Linked DNA regions of Homo sapiens: region 2 is linked to region 1. The links are chromatin loops, found by intact Hi-C in ENCODE. Cell type or tissue: dorsolateral prefrontal cortex. All regions are shown on one strand.

The links. Peaks named below come from ENCODE experiments on the same cell type or tissue, not always from the same donor. Only the 100,000 strongest peaks of a DNase experiment are listed, where the experiment ranks them.
Region 2: a loop joins it to region 1, with 6 times the contacts of the local background. A loop is called at or near these places in 2 of 110 quality-filtered maps.

What each region holds. Positions count from the first base shown.
Region 1 is chr16:6,572,515-6,575,014 of GRCh38, forward strand. All of the region lies in intron 2 of RBFOX1 (RNA binding fox-1 homolog 1), which reads left to right. Among named protein-coding and RNA genes, the nearest start is that of RBFOX1, 550 kb to the left of the region's middle. RefSeq lists enhancers at 738-1,239, 1,240-1,739. In dorsolateral prefrontal cortex, CTCF peaks have their summits at 1,281 (motif pointing left) and 1,483; a DNase peak (open chromatin) is centred at 1,277; H3K4me3 peaks cover 1,008 bases; H3K27ac peaks cover 282 bases.
Region 2 is chr16:6,015,220-6,017,719 of GRCh38, forward strand. It overlaps a transcript of RBFOX1 not described here. Among named protein-coding and RNA genes, the nearest start is that of RBFOX1, 2.6 kb to the right of the region's middle. In dorsolateral prefrontal cortex, a CTCF peak has its summit at 1,478 (motif pointing right); no DNase peak of the experiment used is centred here.

The DNA of each region.
Region 1 (2,500 bases):
GCGTGAACCGTAGCATAGCCAGGCAAGATTGCTGAGTCTTCCCCAGATGGACAGCTATGTTTTCACATCTTCCCACCTTCTCTGTCTTTTTTTTTTTAGACAGAGTCTCACTCTGTCACCCAGGCTGGAGTGCAGTGTCACTATCTCAGCTCACCGCAACCTCTGCCTCCCGGGCTCAAGCGATTCTCTTGCCTCAGCCTCCCGAGTAGCTAGAATTACAGGTGTGAGATATGCACCCAGCTAATTTTTTGTGTCTTTTAGTAGAAACGGGGTTTCACCATGTTGGCCACGCTGGCCTCGAACTCCTGACCTCAAGTGATCCACCCACCTTCGCCTCCCAAAGTGTTGGGATTTCAGGAGTGATCCCGCATGCCCAGCCATCAATAAATACTTACTAAGTGCCTACTTTGTTCCCAAGAGTGCTGGGAACTTAGCAGTGAACAAAATAAATACCTTCCCTCGGGGACCTTGAACTCAAGTCTAGTCAGGGATCACTCTATTAAGAGATCAAGTCAACACTCAATTCTCCTACAGACTCAGATAGGATAGTATTTTAATTTCTCGTTGATCTGCTCCCTCAGACCCTAGACCATGGGCACTGCAGATTTTTGCACCTTTTGTAGAGGCAGGGTTTCACCACTACCAGAGACTTTACCATCATTTCTATGTGAAGGGAAACAGTGCCCTTTCAGTAGACAACGTTAAATCAGCCATCAGACGTGGGTCATGGTGGGTTTGCCGTGACTGCCACAAACACGCCTCACCGAAGTCTGCCAGGGGACGCCATACCCTCCCCTAGAAAGTAAGAAACAGAGAAAGGCTTTCTCCTGCCCCGGACTGTCTTTCTCTCAGCTCTAAGAAATTTCTTTACAGCTGTTACTTTATCCTGGCCTGTCTCTTGAGTAAGAAAACTGCTGGAAAGAGTCTGCCATTCACTCAGATCATAATCAGGGAGCCTGCTGTCACTCAGGAAGGGCTTTAAAAAATTCTTCTGATTTACTGTGAGTGCAAATCTCTGATATTCCTGCATCTCCCCATCCATCTTATTTTGATTTTACACATAGTGCGATTTTGAAAGGAAGCGGTGTTTTTGGAGAGGTAGAAAAACTCTGGAAAATAAGGCTTATGACGTTGGCCATCAGCACGGGGCTGCTGTCTGCTGTGTGACATGCTCAGGGGTGACGCGCCTCCCGAAAGAGACACTTGGTAGAGAAGGCACGGGCGCGAAGCCCGGCTGCGGGAGAGCTGGGAGCCTGAATGTCGCTGGCTGCCGTTCACAGCAGGCTCTCTCTGAGCACCGTGGGGAGGCAGTGACACCCGCTGGCCTCGCAGCGACACTCCGGCAGCTGTCCTGTTTTCCAGCCTGGACGTGATAGGTGTGTCTTGGAGGACAGTCAGAGGAAGACAGGCAAGCCATACTGGCCTCCCTCGAGGTTATACCCTCGCTTAGGTTAGGTTGCTTCTAACAGACATCCTCCGCGGGCGTTGAGGCAGCCAGCTTCACTGTCACCCAGACAATTTTTCTCTCGCTCTGCCAACCCTGTTCCCCTTTCAAGAATGTTTAAACTCTTCATTCAAGCGATGAGAGGGAAACACTTGAGCTGCACACTCAAGGAGATGTGGGTTTCCATTCTGGCCTTGCGATATATTATTGGTGGGACCGTGGGTGAGTCACTTAACTTCTCTAGTCCTCAGTTTTCTTATCTGTAAAGTGGGCTCCAGCATACGGCTTAACTGAGGTAACACACGTTGTTCATGTCAGCTGTTGCTTTCATGCCGGCTCTGCCTAGGTCTCCCCATGGCAACAGGATAGGAGTTCTCTGCCTGTGCGTCAGTTTTTCACTAGCGTGGGAATGCTGTGAGGAGGGGGCGGAACTCGGTGTAGCAAGGGTTTCTGTCCGTATCTTCTATTTTTTTTTTTTTTTTTTTTTTGAGACTGAGTCTTGCTCTGTCGCTCAGGCTGGAGTGCAGTGGCGCGATCTCCGCTCACTGCAAGCTCCGCTTCCAGGGTTCACGCCATTCTCCTGCCTCAGCCTCCCAAGTAGCTGGGACTACAGGCGCCCGCCACCAAGCCCAGCTAATTTTTTGTATTTTTAGTAGAGACGGGGTTTCACCGTTTTAGCCGGGATGGTCTCGATCTCCTGACCTCGTGATCCGCCCGCCTCGGCCTCCCAAAGTGCTGGGATTACAGGCGTGACTACCGCGCCCGGCCCGTATCTTCTATTAAGAACCAGCAACCACGGGCTGGGCGTGGTGGCTCACGCCTGTAATCCCAGCACTTAGGGAGGCCAAAGTGGGCGGATCACGAGGTCAGGCGATCCAGACCATCCTGGATAACACGGTGAAACCCCGTCTCTACTAAAAATACAAAAAATTTGGCAGGCGTGGTGGCGGGCGCCTGTAGTCCCAGCTACTCGGGAGGCTGAGGGAGGAGAATGGCGTGAACCTGGGAGGCGGAGCTTGCAGTGAGCCGAGATGGCACCACTGCACTCCAGCTTGG
Region 2 (2,500 bases), 560 kb before region 1:
TTCTGTTTAATATATCACTGATAATCTCTTAAAAATCCTAGAGTACTCTGGAGTAATCTACAAATCCCTGGAATTCACTGGATGTTTACACTGACCTTCTGGAAAAGTTATTAAACAAATATAAGATAATAATGGAGAAAATGGTCATTGAAACATCAGTGAAGGCAGAGTGAAGCCCAGAGCACTGGCAGTGGAAATCATTATGGTAATGGTGCATCTTGAAAAGCTAACCAGTCACTCTCCACTGCCTGTGGTAAAGCAAATACGCCTTACAAATCATTTCAGAGCCTGCCTTGGGCCTTCCCTAGCCCATATCTTTAGTTCCAGCTTCTACTCTCTTGGCTCTTTCACCATTGTCCAGCCCCTTAACTTCAACAGGACTCTATTTATATTGAACAGATTTGCTGTTCCTAGAAGGAGCTATGCTGTTTTGCTTCAGGCACTTTCATAAGCTGTATTCTCCTTCGGGAATATCCATCACCCAACTCTCTGTGGAATTCCTATTTATCTTCTCTATTTAGACACGATCTTCTCTAGAATGCTTTGCCTGACCTTCTGCCCTTCTGCCATATCTGGCTATAGGCTCCTGCTCCGTATTGGCCAAATGTTTCAAGACAGTTGCAATCACTCATTTATGTGTCTGCATATGCTATTGGACTGTACGCTTCTCGAGTGCAGAAATTGAGTCTAGTTTATATACTAAATGGTTTACATGGGGGACTAGCCTCAAGAAGGATGCATGTTTGATGACTGAAAGAACAAAGGACTACATAAATGGATGAGCAGGTTGACTTCTCATTTCATTCCAAAGTGGTTAGCCCATTTAGACAGCAATCTACTGCAGGAAAGAAGGAAGGTTCACCTATCATTTATTGAGCTTATTATGTGGCTGGTGCTGTGCATCAGGGAACAAATCTTTGATGTAAAGACCTTTTAGTTTAATAGAAGAGAACAACATTTACAGTAAGCTGAGACAAATGACAGGGTAAAGGTAAATGGAGGTGTTAGAGGAGTTCGCAAGAACACCTTATCTGTGCCTATGGGGGGCTGGGTAGGGAGTTGAGGGATTGGCAGGGAGAAAGTGATATTGAAATGGAGATCTAAAAACTAAACAGAAGCTATCCAGGAAAAGAGAGTATGTAAGGGTATTCCTGGTTGGAGGAACAACATATACAAAAGATTGGATACAACAAGAGAAAAGCCCTCCTGGGTCACAGAGTGAACTTAAAAAGAGCCAGGAGCTGGTAAACCACATGGACAACTTTAGACCTTATCCTGGGGAATAATGAAGAGCTATAGGAAGATCCTAAGTTTTAAAGTAAGATGATGAAATTTACACTTTAGAGAGCTCTCAGCCAAGCACAAGGCTACAAAGTCCTTGTTCTTTTTAAACCAGCTTTATGAAAGGTACCATTTTTGACATTTGCTTAGATCACAAATTGGAAAGTATTTTTCATGTCCAGTAGGAGGAGCCAAAGTCTCCAGGTTCTTTCTAACCATAGCAGGGCGATTCTTGGCCCTAGGTTGTCCTGGGAGCTGTCAACTTCAGCACCTCTCATTTATCTTCCAGTGGCTCAACATGGAGAAATGACAGGAAAAACTCTACTTGGAATGCGAAAGGTCATTGTGAGAAAGAAACTAATACTTTCCAAATGAATAGCATAATGGCATGCCATATTGATCTTTACTCTAATTTTGTTTTAAATTGTAATGGATGCCTCTCACACTCATATTCTTAAGCCATGTAGCAATACAGGTACCAGTGAGTCATGCCTGACACTCATCACTAATCTATCTAAGCCTATTTCTACTCTACAATAAATAAATCAGAGCAGACTCAAGCTGAACTTGATTTTCAGATAGATGAATATGTTTTATTTCCAATGGTAAATATATATATGTATTAAAAATAATCAAAGGGCCCAGCAATTACCCATTTTAATGTAACAACAGCTGATGTTACTGCCTTGAATGATTGCATTCATTTGTTCCTTTCTGGAATAAAAAATGAAGGAGAATAGACAAACAATTCCTGTTGGTGAATTTGCACAAAACAGTATATTCCAACAGAATTTCCCGTTAACTGCCATTTATTTCTTCTATCATTATTGATAATTTGCTTTTAAATTGAGAATACCTCTTTTACAACCCATCTCATCTCCCTGCATGGCTAGACAATTACATTTAAATTCGGCGGTTTTCCCATTGTGAACAGTTTCTGGGGGAAATGATTATGATGTTACCAACCCAGATTTATGGTTTCATTTTGCTATCACTGAAGGATGAGACTAGTATAAAGAAAAAAAAATTGCTTACATACAAATATATTATTATCAAAGAGAATCCTAAGGAAACATATGGTAAAAATCAACCCAAATTGCAAAATCGCTGGGACCAATGATAAAGATATCTTTCTGGATTTTGCAAACTTACTTTTTCAAATGATGATTAAATATTGCGTGCTTTAAAAAGTAATATAGTTATAGGCAGAAGTTCCCTT